Regions from separate parts of the Homo sapiens genome. Here region 2 is linked to region 1. A link is an interaction called in ENCODE POLR2A ChIA-PET data of the cell type or tissue named here. Cell type or tissue: OCI-LY7. All regions are shown on one strand. Each heading gives the region's core, and the rest is flanking DNA. Links, peaks and the distances in the headings are about the cores only.

Region 1 (11,549 bases), core at 3,550-11,549:
GCATTGGAAGCTCTGTTTTGAGCTCCCAAAACAGATGAGGACTTTGGGTTTTTATGTGAAGTATGTTAGTTTATCCTGCTGCTGTAACAAATTACCACAAATAGTGGCCTATTTGATGCATTGGGAGATACCTACTAGACATCCAGGTGGAGAGCAGAGCAGTGGGGAGTTGGACATATGGGTCTGGAGTTCTGGGGAAAGGTGGGAGCTGGAGCTATACTACAGGAGGCATCCATTACAGATGGTGTATGAGGCACTGAGAGATCATCTAGAAACAGGATTGAGAACGTCAAGGACTAAGCCCCAGGCTCCTCAATAATTTCACCTCTCCATTCAAGGAACCCTTTTTTTCCTAACAGAGTCTTATTTTGCAGCCCAATACATAAACACTGAAAATGAGGCTGCTTGTCCTAGTTGTGGTAGACCCTGGGATCCGGGGTTCTGGTGCCATGCCTCACCAATTGCCCTGCTTGCTCTCTCGGCCCATAAGGGAGCTTGGAGGTTCAGTTGGTCTAGCATTTCTCACAAATGCCAGTTCTCCAGACTTGTTCTTTATCCACATTTTCTAATAATCTTTGGCAGTCTGGTCATTATATCCTCATTATATGCATGTGAAAATATAGAAACCAAGGGACACATAATAACTTTATAGCAAGCAACTGGAAGAAGGCTTTCATTCCTCTCTGAATCCACGACTCTCACCTTTGTGCACAGTTGCAGATCCACACTGTGTATGTCGCCAGGGGATCCAAACCCACGTGTTTCTGGGCACAGGGATGTATCTGGTTGCGGGAGTAGAGTGCGCTCTTCCATACTTGTGGTGGCTGATGAACAGATGGGTTGTCTTGTGCAGTGAGAACTCCGTCCTTATTCCTTTGTCCAACCACACTCGCACCTTCCGTGTGATCGGCTGTGTTTGTGAGGTGCCATGTGATGAGACGGCTCAGATCTCACCCAGCGTATTGCAGACTGCCTGATGTTTTAATGTCATCTACCAGATGATATTTCCCTGATACGTGCTGTAGAATTAGATTTTGTTTGTAGCAATGCCATAAATTTTTAGTGCTGACTCTAATAAGCTCCTGTGTATTTGCAGGGAAAATGTATGCATGCCAGTACTGTGATGCTGTGTTTGCCCAGTCTATTGAGCTGTCCCGCCACGTGAGGACCCACACCGGGGACAAGCCCTATGTCTGCAGAGACTGTGGCAAGGGCTTCCGGCAAGCCAATGGCCTCTCCATCCATCTGCACACCTTTCACAGTATGTAGAGACTGTGGATCTCAAGCCCTCAGTGCCAGCCTGGCACTGGGAAAGCGTGTCAATTGCAGCAGAGGTGTCAATCCATCAGACCCAAGCTCCATTCAGTGCATTCCCCTTACCTGTTCCGCTGCAAAACCCAGAGTCCCTCATTCCTAGTTCAGGAAGAATCTCATTTTAAGGTATCTCATATAACGCTTATTTCTCTCTGGCCAGGCTGTTTCCCTGTCTTCCTTTTTAGCCCACCTGGCACCATTTGTCCAACAGAGGCAAATTTTGTTTGAAGGAGAAAGCCTCTGTAACTGATTGGCTCACAGAGCACTGGAATATTTCCATTAGGCCATCTTCCATTTGCCTTTTCCCGTAGGAGCAGTCCAGACACTTTCTGAGTTAATGTCTACCATCGTAAGTGAGCCTTGGTTATGTTTCCTTAAAAACCTCCCGCCCAGCATTCTCTTCCGAATGCCATTGTATTTCACACAGTTAGTGGGGTCTGCCCCTGTCTTTCTCCCCTTCTGTGAGAACTGACACAGACAGAAACACACTTTTATTCGGCATGCGTGCATGCGTGGGCACACACACATATATATACACACACAGGAAGGAAGGACAAAGAAATTCCGTGATTCCTCATTACACCATCGGGAAATCACCAGCGTGGCATTTGGCTGGCCACATCACATTTTCTTCAGCCTCTCTTGTTGCAGCAGGAGTGTAATCAGCACAGCACAGCACAGCAGGGGAGTTAAGAGCTTGGAGTCTGGAATCACACAGGCTTGGACTTGAATCTTGACCCTGACGCTTACTTTTCTTGAGGCCTTAAACAAATTTATTTACCATTCTAAGCCTCTTATGCCCCTTCTGTAAACTAGAGCAAATAATAATGCCACCACCTTGGATTGTAATTAGAATTAAATGAGACCACATGTAAAGCATGACACTCCACGCCTGACACATAGAAAATGCTCAGTAATGCCAGATACTGTTATTATTGGTGACAAGAGCAACCCTCTCAGATGCCATTTGTCACCATCAAAACTTGTCTTTTTTGCATGCCCTGCATCTCACATGCTCTTCTTCCCTCCCCACCCCTCTTCCCACACACCAGTTTCTAGCTGTTGGCAGATACAGTGTCTCACAAGTGCGCTTTATGTAAACACATCCAAGTCTGTCGTCAGCCAGCCAGCAAGGACTTTGCCAAAGCTCCTATGTGCCCAGCATGTGGCTAGACATTGGGTGATGCAGGGGGAAAATAAAGTGTGGCCCTTTCCCTCCAAGCAGTTTACAAGGCTGTCCAAAAAAATCCAGTTACAGTAGGCTTCCAGATGAGAGATTTGGCTTGGATCCAGTGCCACAATTTTGATGTCCTCTTGACCTCTTTAATGACATTCTGCTTTAGTCTTCCTTTCCCAGTAGCATTACCTGGGCGTCAGGAAAGGGGAAGACGTTATTAACTTTCAGAAGGGAGAAGACCCAGAATACTTTGCCATACCCTAAACTATATCATCCGTGGCAGGCCTAGCATCCAGGCCCCCCTCTCTCTCCCATTTCTTGCCTGTTTCATAGAACCACATCATTGCTTATGGAAAGCTGCATCAAAGTGTCTTAGAAGATGGTGTAAAACTGAGATTTCAAGAGCTCATGTCCACAGGGAAACTAGTTAGTGATACCGAATGCTGCTGCATGTCAGAATTCCTGAATTAATCTGAATCAATGCACATAAAAGATTGGCTTGTGAGCAAAGGATTTTATTAAAACATTTTGATTTCTGTTGCTTTAAGAAAAAGACCAAAGTTTCCTGCCATAGGATGGCAAATGTATTCTTCATCACTACTAGTTTTATTGTGGGGGTCTCACTGAAGGGTTGGCATATCCAATCAAGCATGTAGCTCTCAGACAGCATGGATTTGGGAGTGAGAGATGGGATTGTTACTCAGTTCAGCCATTTCTTAATTATGCCCATGGGCAAGATACTGCCTTACCACTCTAAACCTTGATTTTCCTAATCTGTAAAATAGGGATGATAATAGAACCTACTCATAGAGTTATTGGAAGGATTAAGTGAGTTAATTTACATAAAGCACTTAGAATATGCCTGTCATAGAGCACTCATTATGCTAATGTTTTTATTGTTGAATCTAAAGTGGGGAGAAAGGAAGCATCCCTCCACTTGTGCTGTTGATGACAAAGGAATTAGTGATGCTCTGGGGAGTGTGCTGGAAATCCTCTACAGAGAATTAGAAAACTCCAGAATGCCCACTGCAAACCGGACGAGCCAGGGTGAAACTCCCTGGAAAGTGATAAAGTGTAATTTAACTTGAAAGATGTAAAATGAGGAATGGAGATGAACTACATGATGCTGCAGAGACAGTTAGTCTTGAAACCCTGGAGGAATCCCACCTCCTAGGATGAAGGTGGGGGTAGTCAGGTGACTGCTACACTGATTTCTGATCCTTGGAGTCTATGACCCTGCCTGTTACGTAAAGCAGAGTCTTCACATTTGTTGCTGTACACAACAACCAGTGTTTCACTGATGGCTGCCTATGGTGTTTTCTTTTCCTCTCCACCTCTTCCTCTCATGGATGTCCCGTGAAACTAGACATAGAAGATCCTTATGACTGCAAGAAGTGCAGGATGAGTTTCCCCACTCTTCAGGATCACCGGAAGCACATCCATGAGGTGCACTCCAAAGAGTACCACCCCTGCCCCACGTGTGGGAAGATCTTCAGTGCCCCGTCCATGCTGGAGCGGCACGTGGTGACCCACGTTGGAGGGAAGCCCTTCAGCTGCGGGATCTGCAACAAGGCCTACCAGGTGACCTCAGGTGCCACTGGGAGCTCTTCCCCTCACCCCTGACCTACTCTCCATTTGATCTTCCCTGATGCCCGGGTTGGTGGCTTGCAGATCATATCTTGTATCCAGGATGTGACAATTGGCTGATTCTCATGAAGGATGCAGCTTGTGATCCAGATTCTCTAAGGAGATCTGGTCGGAGTGCTGCAGTGGGGGAGCTCATTATTGGAGCAGAGAGTTCATACGCTTCTTCTCTTAGACAGCAGACTTGTCGTGAACTAATGCTGCTTTTCCCCTTGGATGCTCACCTTCCATAGAACCCATTGCTCCCATGTGTCAATGGGCATGACAGCGGCAATGGGGAGTGGAACACTACCTGGAATTACCTTGTTTGGCACAATTAGTTTGTGTTTGTTTAACTCACAGGGAAGGGCTCAGCCTTTTTACCTTAGGATTTGATATGTAATTAAAGTGAAGCCCCATATAGAACTAAAAAGAAACTGCATCTGTCAGAAGCTTTAAAACTACAGAGAAAAGAATGGTCCTTGTGGCATCTATAAGATTTGGGTATAGACAAAGAAGCATAACTGCTAACTTTAGCTCAGCAAAAACTGAGAGCTAACTTTGTGCCAACGCTCATGTTGTGACATTAGCGTTCCAGAACGGAGACCTGGGCTTGAGCCCTAGGATGGCGTGGAATGGTAGGGAAAGTATTCCCAGTGCTGCTCTGGAACCTGGGAAGGAGAGGGACTCTTGCTTATGGGGCAAGGGCAGTGTGCACTCCTCCAGCAGCTTGCTCGGCTGTGCCCCAGCTCCCTGGGAAGCCGTGAGATGCAGCTCACTGGTAAAGCACACAGGTGTTACAGTTGGAAGGCCTGGGCCTGAATCCTGGTCCTGCTATCTCCTGATGTTATGATTAGTCATTTAACCCCTCGGTGTCTCCGCTTCCAGCTCGCTAGGAAGACTCTAACACCTCCCTCATAGGCTTGTTGTAAGGAATGGGCATGTGAAGGACTCCTGGGAGCCCTGCCCTGTAGTGGCTTCTCAATGAATATGTAGTTGCCTTATTCTCACAAACACCAGGCTTTCCTCACATCAGCACCCGGTGTGATAGGTAAGAGTGTGTGATACTAGAAACGTCAGCTTATCCAAAAATGTATTTCTTTCTCTCATGAGAGCCTCGTGAGCTCTCCAGCTTGCTGGAACTTTCTAAGACCTAACACTTGCCAAATTCCTTGCAGCAATTGTCTGGTTTGTGGTACCACAATCGAACCCACCACCCTGACGTATTTGCTGCTCAGAACCACCGATCTTCCAAGTTCTCATCACTCCAGTGCAGCTCCTGTGACAAAACCTTCCCCAACACCATTGAGCACAAGAAGCACATCAAAGCAGAACATGCAGGTGGAGTTTGGGTACCGCCGGCAGAGAGCGGGAGGGGCTTGATGGTGTAGCCTCCTGGGCCCCACCAGAAATCCCCACTTCTAATAGTCTAGTGTGATGTGCAGTGGTCATTGCCTTTGTTCTGCCCCAGCGCACCTGTCCGTAGCAGCAGCAGTCAGTAGCAGCAGCTTGAGTGGCAGTGGTTCTCAAACCTGGAAGCGTAGCGCAGTGTAAGCTCCCACCAGCCCTGAGTGAGAGCTTGTTGGGGCACCTGGGAAGGGTGTCAGCCTCAGTGGTAGGCAGGCCTGAGTGGAAATCCTGATTCCAGCACTTATCAGCTACATGACCTTGGCAAGTGACTTCCCTTTTCTGAGCCTGTTTCCTTCTCTCCAGGATGGCAGTTATTAAAACCTACTTTGCAGGTAAATTTGGTGATAATCACAACAGCTGTCAGTTACAGAGTGTTTCCTATGTGCAAGACACCATGCTAAGCACCTCGTGTATATTTTCTCATTTCATTCTCACAACATCCCTCTGAGCATCCAGGCAGTCTGGATCCAGATCTCATGCTCTTTACCACTAGATTGTACAAATATACCATAGGTTATAAGATTCCTGGCACTTGGTAGATGCTTGCTAAGTATTGGCCATCGCCCCAACCCCAGCCCTGTTACTCTTCAGCCTTGGAGAGCCAACCATTTGTTCTTTCCCAGCACGTCTTTCTTTATGCACTTCACAGATATGAAGTTCCATGAATGTGACCAGTGTAAGGAGCTCTTCCCCACGCCAGCCTTGCTGCAGGTTCATGTCAAGTGCCAGCATTCAGGTCAGTACCCCTGTCAGCATACTTCTAGGCTAGACTCGGGGCCTGAATCTCCCCTCCACCACTTGCAGCTTTGCAACCTAGGCTAAATCGCTTAACAAACCTGTGCCTCGGTTTCTTCATCTATAAAATGGGAACAGTTGTAGCACCTGCCTCATAGAGTAGTGTGAAAAACTGAAGGCCTTGGCATCAATAAGCATCCCTTAAGCCGTAACTGTGATTGTCATTGTTATTGCTATACTCATCAAATCTAAAGTGCCAGTTAAAAATAAATAAATACAATTCCAGTTATAAGATATACCATTTTTATTTTTTTTTTTTTTGAGACAGAGTCTCACTCTGTCACCCAGCCTGGAGTGCAGTGGTGCGATCTCAGATCACTGCAACCTCCATCTCCTGGGTTCAAGCAATTCTCCCTGACTTAGCCTCCCAAGTAGCTGGAATTACAGGTGCCTGCCACCATGCTCGACTAAATAAGATGTACCTTTTTTTTTTTTTTTTTTTTGAGATGGAGTCTCACTCTGTCACCCAGGCTGGAGTGCAGTGGCGCGATCTCGGCTCACTGCAAGCTCCGTCTCCCAGGTTCACGCCATTCTCCTGCCTCAGCCTCCCGAGTAGCTGGGACTACAGGCGCCCACCACCACACCCGACTAATTTTTTTTTTGTATTTTTAGTAGAGACGGGGTTTCATCATGTTAGCCAGGATGGTCTCGATCTCCTGACCTCATGATCCGCCCGCCTCACCCTCCCAAAGTGCTGGGATTACAGGCGTGAGCCACTGCGCCCAGCCAAGATGTACCATTTTTAAGGAACTATTAAAAAAGAAAAACTACTGCCAGTTAAACTGTGCTTTCTTATCACTTAGAATTTCTACGTTATTCTAAGTGCTGTTTTGGACTAATTTGACATAGATTTTTATCATGTCACTCACTCTAGTGTGCATACATACAAAGGAAAACATAAAAAAACTGATTAAGGGAAGAATCCAGCTTCTCAGAGTAGTGTTCAATTCAGATTGTCAACAAGCATGTTTTTCCACACAGTGTTTACTCTGCCATCAAGAACATTGATGATGGAACGCATAATATAAGATTCCATCAAGAATTGAAGGCCATTCGTTTTGGTCTCTTGAGCGTTATGTAAAACTAGTCTACTTTTGATTCCTGCTTTGGGAATATAGCTAACCTTTCATCACTTACTTCCTCCCTTCTAAACCATTTGGTTTCCATGAGTTAAAAACGTGCACCATTCCTGTCTTAGGGAGTTTCTTCCAAGCCGTGGATGCCCATTCTGCAAGTCTTGATGCTGCCACTTTTGATGTTGGTGTGCGCATTGACGATTGCACCTGACTGCCTTAGCCCACAGAAGTCATAAGGTGCCATTGATCCTACTTCAGAGATGTTAAAATGTATTTCTTAGAATTGATGAAATATAGTATCGTCAGCATCTTTATCTGCAGTTGAATGAATAATGGGCTTCTGCAGAGGCAGATTTGGCCTGAATCTGATACTAATGAAACTGTCATCTCAGGGCCCCTCACTTGCATGGACCCTTCCAAGGCTCTGTCCTTGTCATTTTGTATTATTTTTCTTAAGGCCCCCCAGATTGAATAACGTTCGTGTCCCACAAAATGTGGATCCGCCTCCAAGCCTCGATCCTCATTGCTCTTTCCTCTCATGTCTTCCTGCCCTCATTTCTCTCATTTTACCCAGAGAATTTTACCCACAGCCCTCCCCTTCTGTCTCCCTCTCCTCCAGGGTCCCAGCCATTCCGGTGCTTGTACTGTGCTGCTACTTTCCGTTTTCCTGGAGCATTGCAGCACCATGTCACCACGGAGCACTTCAAGCAGTCAGAGACCACCTTCCCCTGTGAGCTCTGTGGGGAACTCTTCACCTCCCAGGCCCAGCTTGACAGTCACCTGGAATCTGAGCACCCAAAGGTGATGAGCACGGAAACCCAGGCCGCAGCCTCACAGATGGCGCAGGTGATTCTGGGGCCATCAGCTACATTAGAATGCTAATGCATGGTTCCTAAGGCTTCTCTAGAGGTGGCTCTGTCATAGTACCCAGAGATACTCTTTGGGGATCTTGTAGAGAGTCTCTCTGGACTTCTTACAAAACAGAACAGAAAATTCTAGTCTCCTGGTGGCCACATGGGAAGTGGCCCTTAGGTAGAGGGAGCCTGGAACAATAATTTCCAAAAGAGGAACAGCTTGGTTCCTCCTCCCAGTGCATACGTCCCTGCCTCCTGAGAAACACCGTGGGGTGTGGTGAGAACTGCGGGAAACCTCGGAGACAGAGGAACACTTTGTTGGGCAGGGACTGCCTGCAGTTGAAGTGCTTGGAGAGCGCCTCTGGGCAGGACACAGTACACACTTGCACACACCTGGGCCTCTCACCTTTACCTGGGCAAAAAAACCACCTCTTCTTGATGCTTCAGGGCTAAGCTTGATCCAGCTTCCCTTTGCTTCCCAGATCCTCTTTTACTCTTCTTCCCATCTTCTCCAGAGAGGGTGGGCAGAAAAGGAAAATAAATTCAGGTCCATCCATCGTCAGTAATTTGTGGGTGGGTTGGAGAGGAACCATAAACTGATTGAGGTTTTGGTCTGTTAGACTGTCCCGCTGTCCAGTTCCAGATCAGTCATTTATAAACCAGGTTCTTACAGGCCTCTGGGGAACAGAGGGGAAGTCAGGTAGGCAGGACTCCCGCCAACACTCTGCTGTCATATCAACCAAAGGTGCTCTGCTTTTATCTTTTTTGTATATTATGGTTCTTGATAATATGTCCTTTGGGGAAAAGGTGGGGCTGGGGCGTCCATTTCTAAAAGAAAAAGAAAGAAAAGCAGTTTGAAAACTACTATCCTGGATCATTGTTGATTGAACATCACAGTTGATCTCTTCTCTCCTGTAGCACGGAGAAGTAGCTGGGCTTGGCTTCCTCACTTGTTCCTGCTCTCTGCTCTTCACTGATTCTCAAGAGCAAGGTGGCTGTGGCCTCTAGTTTAAAAATATCAAGGGCATCTAGCTCTTCTGGGATCTATGGGTTAGAAACATCAACTGGGAGGCTTAGGCGGGAATTGGATATGCCTAACCACAGACTCATTCTCTCTCAGTTGGAAAGGTGGTCTCTAACAGATTATGCAGATTTGGAAGGGACATAGGTGGGCTGTGGAGGAGAGAAGGGGGCACTGGCCCCGCCAGGCTGGTGAGCTGAATGAATGCGTGGAGTCACAGTTCATCCAGTCTTCCTCCTAAGCTCGGTCACTGTGTGGCCTCCTGGGAAGGCTGTGAGCCTGCGAGAGGTCCAGAGAGGCTGCCCCGGGCCCACCTGGGCCTGTGGTGGATCAATCCCATTCCCATGTTCCAGGCATGAGACCAGCTGGCTTCAGTGGCATTCCTCTCACATGGCACTCACCTCTGCAGTGTCATCCCAAGACAGGAAAGCCCAGTGTGAAAAACAGAGCCAGTGTTCGCTGGTGTATAATCATAGAGTCCGGGCGCCCCGAGATGGCGTACTGAGCAAAATTATAGCAATTTAGTGCACAGTTATTTAAATTGTTTGCTGGCCTTCTCTTTTGCATCGCCAGTGGGTTAGACTTGCCTCTTCCCATTAGGCACATGTAAGTGCTCTCCTCAGGTGAAAACATAAATATCATCATTACAGCATGAGATGAAAACCATGTAAATCAGGGAGCCAACTGTGAACACTGCCCAGAGCAGCCTCACGGTCTTTCTCTTTCAGGTGATCCAAACCCCAGAGCCGGTGGCCCCGACAGAGCAGGTGATCACTTTGGAGGAGACCCAGCTTGCCGGGTCGCAGGTGTTTGTGACGTTGCCAGATTCTCAGGCATCTCAGGCCAGCTCTGAGCTCGTGGCGGTGACTGTGGAGGACTTGCTGGATGGCACAGTGACGCTGATCTGTGGTGAGGCCAAATGAGCAGCCTTTCATCCGGCAGAGCCTTCCTGCGTTTGCAGCAGAGAGGAGGCCCCACAGCTTGCCCTTTGCCCTCCATCCCTGGCTGTCCTGAGTGGTGAGCATCTTAGCTTAGCACCAACCAACACAGTCTCACCTAGAAAACAGATGGAAGCTTCGTTGTTCTCATAGAACCAACAGCATCTGAGCCCTCAACACCAACAGCACCATCCTCTGTAGCAGACAGGCCTCCCTCCCCACAGGCCCGCTGCTGCGGCCTCTATGACACTGTCCATCCCCAAGTGACATGTGGCTTCAGAAGTAGAGTCTGAAAGAGCAGTGGGATGGGAGCTGGTGACCAGGGTACCCCAGGAGGCATGATGTGCCGACAGCGCTCAGTGGGCAGAATGGCAGTTAGATATGGGACTTGGCCCACAGTGGGGGCTGCAAATGCTGCCACTGCCTCTGGCCATTTAAAGTGAGAGGGGCACCAACAGACAATTCGGGGACCTTAGGCCCCTTCCTGAGGCACACTTGGCCCCTTCCTCGGTCCTATCATCCTACCCTCTGCTGGGGTTCCCCCTCCACCCAGTGGCCACGCCCAGCACCCTATTGATGGCTATAGGACAGGTAGCCCTCATTTCCATGCCTGATAACCCCTTGTCAGTTGTCAGCTCTTCCCAAAACAAAGCTCTGGAGTTTCTGCTGGAAGTGTTTAATGTGAGGCATCAGCTGCTAGACAGTGTCTGCCTTTCCAGGACATTCTTCTTGGTATTCCTTACCTGAAGCCTGGTTCCCACAGCTCTTCCGTGTCATCTTCATCCCCTTCCTTTAATCAAAGGCTGAAATCTCTGCCTGACCTGGCAGCCTGGCTCCCTCTGGGTCATATGGTGCAGACTGTGACCAGCACCAGGCAGGCAGTCCTGTCTGCGTGTGGAGGAGCAGCCGTGACTGCCCGTGGCTCTGCTGCCGCCCACTCCCTGCCTTGTGAGTGGCCTGCTGCCTCACCTCCCGCAGGCCGCCACACTTATTGCAGGTCAGTGATCCTTTGGAGTTTGAATTTCACAAAGCTTTTTTTATCTTCAGTTCCTAAAATATAATCTGATAATTAATGGTTTGTGGAATCCATTATGAAGTGCAATTAGATAGATGTAGGTTCCTGCCGTTTGGAGAGAATGACTAGCATTTATCTTCTTTTCCTTCCATGCCAAAGGTTGGAGTCTGCTGGTGCGGTGTTTACACACCAGGCAGGGCTGTCTGCCACCTTGTGTGGCTTGACCCCCTGTGGAGGGGAGTGCCTGGTTGGATCCCACACTGGCAGAGATGGGGCCACCCCTTCCTTCCAGGCACATCTCACATTGCCATGTACAGAGGCAGGAG
Region 2 (11,549 bases), core at 2,215-10,214, 650 kb after region 1:
GTATTATTTCTAGTTATTAACACCACACAGCACCTCATAACAATCCACCTAATCATTTCATATGGAAGACTTTAGGGTCTTGAGAAAGGAAGAGGCTTGCTGAAAGTGGCCCTGCAAAGCATTCCCATTGGAATGGAAACCAGCACTCCAGTCTGCAGACCCCAGATGGATTCAGCAGAGTCACATCTGATGATGCCCCAGGGCATCTCTGCCATTCAGCATGCCTCCAAGCTGGGGTCAGCGTGTAGTTCTCTCTGAGAGTTCTTTGCAGCACAGCTGACCCATTTCTGCTTCATGCCTTTCTCCTCTCACCTTCTTTACAGAGACGTGGATCTGTGTTAAACCGCCCTTGGCATCTCTGCAATCCTCTAGGAGAACTGCAATGAGGCACTGGGCATTTCTAGAGCACTGGCCTGTGGAAGGAGGGGAGGAACTTTGGGGTTCTGATTAATTTCCTATGCTGCAGGCAGGCACATGGGTGTCCTGAAATGCCTGGCCCGGTCTTCAAAGGCCTCTAATAAATTATAGCTTATTTTTAGAAAAAATATTCAAAAACACCACTTCCTGTGAAAAGTAATCATGGCTGTAAGATTGCTGGAGGCAAAGGAAGGGCCTTTACTGAGTTGCTCCTAAGGGCTAATGCTGATTCCAAGTACCACAAACCCTTGGAAGGAAGAACCCAGGACATATAAGGGAGGTTCTGAAGAAAGAACTTTCTCCCCAGGACCCATGATCCCAGCAACCACTTATTGATTTATTCATAGCAAAAGCTTTGGCACAGGAAAGATCGGGATTCAAAACCCAGCTCTGCCACTTACTAGTTATGTAATCTTGGGCTTTTAGGTCTCTGCACCTCAGTTTCTCATCTGCAAAATGGAAATAATAATACTACCTTTCTCACACAGTGCCTGTGAGGGTTAAACATGTGAAAGAGCTGAGTTCAGAGCCTGGCACCTAGTTCATGCCAGGATATAGTGGTTGCTGTTACTATTTGAACATGTCCTCATCCTCCCAGCAAGACCTCCATTAGTAAAAGGAAAGGAATAGATTTGTATGATTGGACAATAAAGGTCTCTATTGGGCATTGTTAAGTGAAAAGAGTAAGAGTAAGTTGCCGAATTACAAGTGTAGTAGGATCCTGTAGTTATAGTTTGTAATATATGCTTAGTATATGCATAGAAAAATATGGAGACTATAAAGAACTAAATAGGCCAGGCGCAGTGGCTCACACCTGTAATCCCAGTGCTTTGGGTGGCCAAGGTGGGAAGATTACTTGAGACCAGGAGTTTGAGACCAACCTGGGCAACATAGTGAGACCCCTGTCTTTACAAAAAAAAATTTTTATTTTTTTATTTTTTTTTTTTTAGACAGAGGTCACCCTCTGTCGCTCAGGCTGGAGTGCAGTGGCACGATCTGGGCTCACTGCAATCTTTGCCTCCCAGGTTCAAGCGATTCTCCTGCTTCAGCCTCCCGAGTAGCCGGGATTACAGGAATGATCCACCACACCCGGGTAATTTTTGTATTTTTAGTAGAGATGGGGTTTCACCATGTTGCCCAGGCTGGTCTCGAATGCCTGGGCTCAAGCGATCCTTTAGCTTTGTCCTCCCAAAGTGCTGGGATTGCAGGCGTGAGCCACCATGCCCAGCCAAAATTTTATTTATTTATTTTTATTTTTATTTTTTTTGAGACAGAGTCTCGCTCTGTTGCTCAGGCTAGAGTGCAGTGGTGCGATCTCGGCTCCGCCTCCCGTATTCAAGCAATTCTCCTTCCCCAGCCTGCTGAGTAGCTGGGATTACAGGCCTGCGACACCATGCCCGGCTAATTTTTGTATTTTTAGTAGAGACGGGGTTTCACCATGTTGGTCAGGCTGGTCTCGAACTCCTGACCTCATGATCCGCCCACCTCAGCCTCCCAAAGTGCTAGGATTACAGGTGTGAGCCACCGCCAGGCATGGTGGCTCACACCTGTGGTCCTAGTTACTCAGGAGGCTGAGGAGGGAGGATTGCTTGAGCCCAGGAGTTGGAGGCTACAGTGAGCTATGATCTCTGCACTGCACTCCAGCCTGAGTGACAGAGAAAGACACTGTCTCTAAAAAAATAAATAAATAAAAAAGAGCTAGAGAACCTTCAGTTTTTTTTCTTTTTTTTTTGCTTTGCTGAGTTTCATTTTGTTTTTGTTTTTTCTTTTTTTTTTTTTTTTTTTTTTCAGATAGAGTCTCACTTTGTCACCCAGGCTAAAGTGCAGTGGCATGATCTTGGGTCACTACAACTCCTCTTCCCAGGCTCGAGTAATCCTCCAACCTCAGCCTCCCAAGTAGCTGGGATAACAGGTGCCTGCCAACAAGCCCAGCTAATTTTTTTTGTATTTTTGGTAGAGATGGGGTTTCACCATGCTGCCCAGGCTGGTCTCCATCTTCTGAGCTCAAGCCATCCACCTGCCTTGGCCTCCCAAAGTGCTGGGATTACAGGTGTGAGACACTGTGCCCAGCCTGTTTTGCTGTTCTGTGTGTGCATATAGTGAGAACTTCCAAAAAAGACTTTGCTATGGAGGGGAAAGAGGGTAAAAACACAGCTACAAGGTATACCAGCAGTGGGCATCTGAGCCACCTGTGCATACTGCAATAGAAAGTTCCACAGATCCCATCTCCTCCTTCGTGGGGTTCCAAGAAAGCCCATGCCGAGATGATTTTCACTTTCTCCCCTGACCCTAGCCCTTGGTTGCATTTGAACTTTCAATGCTAGAAGCCAAAAGTAAGACACCTAATAGAAGTCTCAGGAACCATGACAAGGCCAGGACAAAAAGAATTTTAAGCAGGGAGAATTTTTTTTTGTCCCTGTCTGTATTAGTCAGAGTTCCCCAGAGAAACAGAACCAATAGGAGTATATATATATATAATTTACTTATTATGAGAATTGGCTCACAAGATTATGGAAGCAGAGAAGTCCCACAATCTGCCTTTTGCAAGCTGGAGAACCAGAAAAGATGGTGGTACTAAGAATGGGGGTTTGTGGGCAGGGAAGTGCTGGTATAAGTCTCAGAGTCCAAGGATTGAGAACCAGGAGCTCCAATGTCCAAGGGCAGGAGAAGATGGATGTTCCAGCTCAATGAGAGAGAGCAAATTTTCCTTCCTCCTCTTTTTTGTTCTGTTGGGCCCTCAGTGAATTGGACAAGGGCCCTTGTTCTTTGGGCCCTCAGTGAATTGGATCATGCCCACCCACATTGGTGGAGGCAATTTTCTCTACTCAATCTACCAATTCAAATATTAATATCTCCTGGAAATACTCAGAGATAATGTTTTACCAGCTATCTGGGCATCCCTTAGCCCAGTCAAATTGACACATAAAATTCACCATCACACTGTCCTATGCCCCCTCCACACCTTCCAAAGAATCACAATATGTCAGCACCTTGTGTCTACCATGTCTAAACTTGCACTTTCACTTTCACTCATTATATCTTTCTGCAATTTAATTTTTTACATGTAGAAGTATTACTGTGTCATCAGAAAAAAAGGCAATAAAGATATACATAAAAAGAAAGCTAACCAAGCTGGAGTTGGCTCACTTTTGCTGGTTTGCAAACAACAAATGATTACCCAGTATGATTGAGGCCAGTGCAAAGTCTGCCAAGAATCATAGAAAGTCAGAATAGGAAGGAATAAAATAGCCCTCAATTCTCCTATCATCCCCAAAATGGCATGATTTTAAGTTCCCTCTATTCCTTTCCTCCCTCATGTTTCAGGGCAACCGTTACTACATGCATTTCATTCATTCATTCATTCATTCATTCATTCCACAAACATTTATAGATCCTTTATTCTGAACCAAGAATCATGCTGGGTACTTTACATATACTACCTCTTAAAGGTTATAGGGGTCATTATTGCTAGTATATTGCATATACTATCTCTTAAAGGTTATAGGGGGTCATTATTGCTATCTTGCAGACTGGGAAAACAAGGCTCAGACAGGGAAAGTCACTTACTGGTCACACATCTAGTAGGATCTAAACCAAGACATGTGCAACATCAAAGCCCAAGTCCAGGAGGAAATGGACTGTATTCCAAAGCAAATAAGCTATGCACTCAGGCAGCCATTATTGGCTGGGTGGCTTTGGGCAAGTCATTGAACTCTTCTCAGCAGCAGTTTTCCCACCTCTGCAGAGTAAGTGTATACCCACCTATTTCATGTAAGCTAAGTGCTTTGTAAATCGTAACACATAATACAAAGGAAAGGCATCTCAGCTCTTCAGGGACTAGGTCTCACTCGTCTTTGGACCTTTTGGTGCTTTCCCCCCTAGTGTTTGCCTCCATTAGTGTTCATCCCCCATTAGCGCAATTAGGACAGTCTTCCTCTCATGCATCTTATTTCTCCCTCCAGCCTGGGACTTCCTCGACGACAGGAATGATGCTTATTAATTTCTGATCCCTTTCTGTCCCTAGTACAGTGTCTGGCCTGCATCCCTCCATTCCTTTACATTTTTATGCATTTCATAAGAAATGGCTGAGTGCCTAACATGTGCCAGGCACTACACAGACTGTAATACAGCAAAAGTCCCAAGTTTCCTGGACTGGAGGAGTGGAGAAACAGGACAACATTAAACACAATTACTTAATAACAATTCCATTAAGTGCTGCAAAGAATCAGGTGATATGCCAGGAGGGATTGGGGGAATGCAGGGTGGGGACCTAACTGAATTGAGGAGCCAGAGAAGGCTTCCTAGAAGAGGTGGCATGGAGCCTCAGAGAGGGTAAGGAACATGCTCAAGGTCACACAGCTGGTAAGTGGCAAAATTGGGATTTTAACCCAGGAATGCCTGAGTACAAAGCCCATACTCTACTAGAAAACACTGTCTCTTATCTGTCTTTTATTTCCTCCACCTTTTACTTCCTTGACTTTTTTTTTTTTTTTTTTAGATGGAGTCTTGCTCTGTCGCCCAGGCTGGAGTGCAGTGGTATGATCTGGGCTCACTGCAACCACCACCTCCTGGGTTCAAGTGATTTTCCTGCCTCAGCCTCCCGAGTAGCTGGGATTATAGGCGTGCGCCACCACACCCAGTTAATTTTTGTATTTTTAGTAGAGACGGGGTTTCACCATGTTGGCCAGGCTGGTATTGAACTCTTGACCTCAAATGATCTGCCCACCTCAGCCTCCCCAAAAGTGCTGGGATTACAGGTGTGACCCACCATAGCCCAGCCCCCTACTTCCTTGACTTTTATTGACGAGAAAGGAGTAAGACCTGTCCAAATGAATGCTCTAAAGCAATATTTTTTCCCAGCTTTTGGGGGATCACAGATTCTTTTAAGAATCTAGTGAAATCCATGAAACCTGTCTCCAGAATTCCATGTATACAGACAGACCCACAAAATCTTGCATACAATTTCAGGGAGTTCATAGGCATTCTGAGGCCCAGGTTTAGAATTCATTCCATGGAGGACCATCCGACCTTATAGTGAGATGTCAGAACCTCAGAAAGAGACACCAGGACCCCATAAACAGCTCAAATCCCCAGAGAGATCTCAAGACCCTATAGAAAGAGTCTCAAGATCCAGTAGAAAGATCTGGGATCCTGTAGAGGCCCCCAAGTTGCTACAGAGTAACAGCTGGGGCTTTGCAGAAATATTCTCAAGAGGCTATAGACATAGAGGAACCTCAACCTCTCATGAAGCTGGGGTCCTCAAAGCAGACTTGGAGAGCTATAATTTTGGGGGGTTTTTTGTTTTTTGTTTTTTGAGACAGGGTCTGGCCTCTGTCACCCAGGCTGCAGTGCAGTGACACAATCACCCCTCACCACAGTCTCAAACTCCTGGGCTCAAGCAATCCTCCTGTCTCAGCCTCCACAGTAGCTGGGACTAGAAGCGTGTGCCACCACGTCCAGTTAATTTTTAAATTTTCTGTAAGGATGATGGGGGGGGGGTCTCACTATGTTTCCCAGGCTGGTCTCAAACTCCTGGAATCAAGCGATCCTCCCACCTCGGCCTCCCAAAGTGGTGGGATTACAGGCATGAGCCACCATGCCCTGCAGAGGGCTATAATTCTTAACCCTTGTTGGATCACTGACGCCTTTGAAACTTCGAAGAAAAATGCAACACACACAACATGTTACACAATTACAAGGGGTTCACAGACCTCTGAGAGGACATCGGTAGCCCCAGGGTACAGAACTCTGGTTCTTGAGGTGCGGCAAGAACGTAACCCCCGCCCCCCAAACACCCCAAAAACCTGGAGCAGAACCACAGACCCGAGGCACAAACTTTAGGATGAAACAGACCCCGAGTTGCATCCTGGCCCTGCCGTTTACTAGCCATGACCTTGAACACTCACCTAGAAACCCTCAGGCCTCAGCATCTCACCACCCAAAAGAGAGGGCTGGACACCCTTCCCTCCCCAGCCTGGCCCCCGCGGCGTGCGCTCCGTGACGGGTGGGGCGCTGGCGCTTGACAGGACTCAGCCTCTCTCCCCTCCTGCGCCAGTGAGCCATGAATCCGGCTGCGGCACTTCATGAAATACTCATGGGCCGACTGCACCAGGCTTGCGGGCGGCGGGGGAGGGGGCCGGCGCGTTCGCCGTTTGCCGCAGTGACAGCTCCGCGCCGCCAGCCGGCCGCGGGCCTGGGAAGCCGCCGGTGCCGGGCGCGCTCTCGGCCTTTCCCACCCACCAGGCAGGGCGTTCCCGCCAGCCGGCTTCCTGCAGCCGAGGGCCGGGGAGGAGGGACGGCGCTGAGGGGCCGCAGGGCCTGGCAGGCCTGGTTCCTGGCTTTCTCTCCGCGTTTCCTGAGCAGGACCGGCCGGGGGATGGGACCCAGCGCAAACCTCCTACCCCGGGAGCGCAGCCAGGAAATCGCGTCCTTGTTAATTCAGGTTCCTCCTTTGCGCTGAACGGGGCTGCTTTCCGTCCGCGATCAAGTGGGCATGATGCGACCCACTTATCCCAGGAGGAAGCGGAGAGACGAAATGGCAGCTCCCGACCCCACGACACAGCAAGATTCCAACCCCATGATGTCAGTGTTAACTCCATCCTATGGATGAGAAAGCTGAGGCTTTGAAAAATGAAGTGACTTATCCAAGGTCATCATAAAAATATTACTACTAATAAAATAACATGCTTACTACATACCAGGCACTGTGCTACAAATACTCCAGGTGTTTTTTGTCATTGGGTTCCTGTAATCTATGAAGATAACTGTTGTTCCTAGTTCATAAATGAGGAAACAGAACCAGAGGCCAAGTGGCATCTCCAGTGATGCACAGCTACGAAATAACAGAGCTAGGAATTAAACTCCAGCCTCCTGTTTCCAGAGCTCAGCCTTTCTCTATCCTGCTTCAGCACTTCAGTTGAGTAACCATGACCTTGTCTCATTTGTTTCTGGGTCCTCAGAGCCTTACCGAGAACTTGACACAAAGTAAGTGCTCAGAGGTGACTAAGGGAACCTTACATGGAAGTTCACACTTAGAAGGACTGATAGGAGGCATCTGTCACGTCACCCTTTCTAGAGCCTTCAGCCAAGTGAAAACTTAGCCTCTGCCTGAATACTCACTATCATGATAAACTCTCCCCCTCTCCACACCCCCATCCCATTCCCTTGTTGGACAAATAGATTTGGTTTAAACGTAAATGCTCCTTTTTTTTTTTGAGACGGAGTTTCGCCTTATAGCCCTGGCTGGAGTGCAATGGCATGATCTTGGCTCATTGCAAACTCCGCCTCCCGGGTTCAAGTGATTCTCCTGCCTCAGCCTCCCAAGTAACTGGGATTACAGGCGTGTGCCACTACACCCGACTAATTTTGTATTTTTAGTAGAGACAGGGTTTCATTGGTTGATCAGGCTGGTCTCAAACTCCTGACCTCAGGTGATCCACCCACCTTGGCCTCCAAAAGTGCTGGGATTACAGGCACGAGCTACTGTGCCCAGCCTTAAATGCTCCTTTTTTTGTCCGTGGTTTCTTGTAAACAAGGCCAGGCCATTTTCCTCCCTGTGGCCACATTACATATTGCATGGTATTCTTAGCCATTCTATAAGGGTAGACGGTTCAATAATTTTAAGTTCCTCGTAAACTGGGACAAGGTCAGCTGTTCATCAAAGCTGTTCCCCTTCCACGTGTAGAGTTGTTTCTGAGAAAAGCAGCCAGACTACATTTTCCAGCACTCCTTGCTAATTAGGTACATAACTCGTGTTCACCAGTGGGATATGGGCAGAGAACATGAATGCCATGTCCTGGCCAAAGTGGTGAAGAAGGATGTATGCTTGCTCAAAGCTCTTTTCTCTCATCTGCCAATCAGATGTCAACACCAGGGGGCCCTTGGAAGCTACAAGTTGAACGGGGCAGAGCCTTAGTCAACCTGGGTCTCACTCATCACTTGACTGAGGGGGGCACACATTGAACTAATTTCTATTGTATTTAGGCGTTGCGATTTCAGGATTTATCTATCATAGCAGTTGGCATAACTAGTATGGGACTACCTTGGGCTCACTGTTGTATCCTCCACATGACAGAGCACAGTGCTGGTTACACGAAAGATGCTCAAAAGACATCTTCAACTGTGTCCAACTGCCTCAGCTGGTCAGAAGCCATCTCTGTTCATCTGATGTCTTATGTAATGTGTTTTCCAAAAAGGGTTTCAAGGTAGTTTCATTGCAGCCTCGAGACCATTTGACTGATAATTAAAGAACAAGAATTCGGGAGCGATAAAAGCCTGGCTCAAAGGCCAGTGGGGAAAAAGGAAAGAAAGATGAAATACGGACTAATTAGGGTAGAAATGGTGGGCTGAGTTTTCTAAGGATAGTAACTGTGAAGAACAAACAAATCATGGTTCTGAGTTTCCTGGCAGTCAAAGCAAAGAGGGAACCAGGATGAGTTACAAACTGTGTAGGAAGTAGTAAACATGTGATTGAATACACAGACCCTGGAGGCAAATTACATTGTTTTGAAACCCAACTCTACCACTTACTAGTCACACGACCTTAAGTAGTTGTTTAATTTCTCTGTGCTTCTGTTGCTTCTTCTGAAAAACAGGATAATATAATAATAAACCCCTTTCTTAGGGTCCCTGGAAGGATTAAATGACTTCAGACATATTTAGTTCTTTTTTTCATTTTGTTTTGTTTTTTGAGGTGGAGTCTCGCTCTGTCGCCCAGGCTGGAGTGCAGTGGTGCAATCTCAGCTCACTGCAACCTCTGCCTCCCAGGTTCAAGTAATTCTCCTGCCTCAGCCTCCTGAGTAGCTGGGATTACAGGCACCTGCTGCCACGCCTGGCTAATTTTTGTATTTTTAGTAGAGACAGGGTTTCACCATGTTGGCCAGGCTGGTCTCGAAATCCTGATTCGAGTGATTCACCTGCCTCAGCCTCCCAAAGTGCTGCGATTATAGGCATGAGCCACCGCGCCCAGCTGCATATTTCATTCTCATAACAGGCCTGTTACATGGTAAATCGTATAGAAGAATTAGCTATTGCTGTGATATGGTTGGAAGAATCAGGCCAGTGATTTGGGAGAGACAAATTTTTCCCTGCATTAAACTCTCAGGGAATGTATTACACATGTGACCCTAATACAATGGATGGTTCCTCAATCAGACAGAGTTGTGCCCCGTGTCACATGGTTGTTTCTTTTTTTTTTTTTTTTTTTTTTTTTTGAGACAGAGTCTTGCTCTGTAGCCCAGGCTGGAGTGCAGTGGCACGATCTCAGCTCACTGCAACCTCTGCCTCCTGGGTCCCAGTTCAAGCAATTCCTCTGCCTCAGTCTCCCGAGTAGCTGGGATTACAGGCACGTGCCACCATGCCTAGCTAATTTTTGTATTTTTGGTAGAGACAGGGTTTCACCATGTTGGCCAGGATGGTCTTGAACTCCTAACCTCGTGATCTGCCTGCCTCGGCCTCCCAAAGGTTGTTTCTCTTATTTTTGGTCCAGACAAACCTTGGTATTCTACTCACTGGGTAATTCTGGGGCAGGATACTAGGGTAACCTAAGGCCCTAGGGACCTTTCTGCTGACAGGCCAGGTAAGTGTAGTAATGAAGGGCAAAGGGGTTAGTGTCAGACAGACCCAGGAACGTTTGTTAACTTCTTCAAGCCTCAGTTTCTTCATCCACACAGTGAGAACAATAACACAAAAACACCATGAAAGGGTTGCTATAAAGATTACATGAAAGAATGTACATAAGGCCAGGCACGGTGGCTCATGCCTGTAATCCCAGCACTTTGGGAGACCGAGGCGGGTGGATCACCTGAGATTGGGAGTTCAAGACCAGCCTGACCAACATGGAGAAACTCTGTCTCTATTAAATATATAAAATTAGCCAGGCGTGGTGGCATATGCCTGTAATCCCAGCTACTGGGGAGGCTGAGGCAGGAGAATCGCTTGAACCTGGGAGGTGGAGGTTGTGGTGAGCCGAGATCACACCATTGCACTTCAGCCTGGGCAACAAAAGCAAAACTCCGTCTCAAAAAAAAAAAGAAAAAGAAAAAAAAAGAATGTACATAAAACGTTTATCACAATAACTAGTATTATAGGAAGACTTCAGTATACAACCACCCACAAAATAAAAAGGAAACTAGCAAAATAAAACAGAGAATATCACGTAGAACCCCTGGAAGAAGCAGAATAATTTTTAATGTTTCAAAAATTGGAACAGAGGCCAGGTGCAGTGGTTAATGCTTGTAATCCAACACTTTGGGAGGATAAGGTGGGAGGATTGCTTGAGCTCAGGAGTTTGAGACCAGCCTGGGCAACAAAGTGAGACCTTGTCTCTACAAAAAATAAAAAAATCAGCCGGGCACAGAAGGCTGAGGTGAGAGGATCGCTTCAGCCTAGAAGGGCGAGGCTGCACTGAGCTACAATTGCGCCACTGTACTCCAGCCTGGCGACAGAGCTAAATTCCGTCTCAAAAAAAAAAAAAAAATGCCAGGCGCAAGTGGCTCATGTCTGTAATCCCAGCACTTCGGGAGGCCAAGGCGGGTGGATCACGGGGTCAGGAGATCGAGACTATCCTGGCTAACACAGCAAAACTCCGTCTCCACTAAAAAAAACACAAAAAATCAGCCAGGCGTGGTGGTGGGTGCCTGTAGTCCCAGCTACTTGGGAGGCTGAGGCAGGAGAATGGCGTGAATCCGGGAGGCGGAGCTTGCAGTAAGTCGAGATCGAGCCACTGCACTCCAGCCTGGGCGACAGAGCAAGACTCTGTCTCAAAAAAAAAAAAAAAAAAAAAAAAAGTGGAACAGAAATGGCACATTTCCCCCAGAATGTGGTCCTGGGCTGTCCAAAGCATCATTTCTTTGCTTCTGGCTGGAATTCTCTTGGCGTAACTTAGTGTGGTATCAGCTCAGACTGGCCAGTTTTTGAAGCCACCCTGGCCTGGAGACGTGCTGCAAAGCCAGAATGACCACCCTGCCCCAACAACAGACTGTCTTTGATGGGGGCTGAGAACCTGAAGCTTCCCTTATTGAGTGCTTCCTAGGCACCCAGTGCTGTGCTGAGTTTTACACACATTCCCTCGTCCAGCCCCCACAGTAGTCTCAAGGCACGAGCCCTATTCATAATCACATTTTACAGATGAG

The links. ChIA-PET counts read pairs that join two places held together with the same protein. Peaks named below come from ENCODE experiments on the same cell type or tissue, not always from the same donor. Only the 100,000 strongest peaks of a DNase experiment are listed, where the experiment ranks them.
Region 2: POLR2A ChIA-PET joins it to region 1 with 10 read pairs; 2 of 35 experiments call an interaction of 5 or more read pairs at or near these places.

What each region holds. Positions count from the first base shown.
Region 1 is chr1:22,516,204-22,527,752 of GRCh38, forward strand. ZBTB40 (zinc finger and BTB domain containing 40) reads left to right here. Exons shown (of 18, transcript NM_014870.4): 13 at 1,097-1,261; 14 at 3,858-4,072; 15 at 5,293-5,455; 16 at 6,174-6,260; 17 at 8,015-8,241; 18 at 9,999-11,549. The coding sequence ends at 10,193. Among named protein-coding and RNA genes, the nearest start is that of EPHA8, 42 kb to the right of the region's middle. In OCI-LY7, for the core only: no CTCF peak of the experiment used is centred there; no DNase peak of the experiment used is centred there.
Region 2 is chr1:23,171,168-23,182,716 of GRCh38, forward strand. It overlaps a transcript of LUZP1 not described here. Among named protein-coding and RNA genes, the nearest start is that of LUZP1, 8.1 kb to the left of the region's middle. RefSeq lists silencers at 6,422-6,521, 6,612-6,841. In OCI-LY7, for the core only: a CTCF peak has its summit at 7,955; DNase peaks (open chromatin) are centred at 6,474 and 7,984; H3K4me3 peaks cover 1,502 bases; H3K27ac peaks cover 1,639 bases.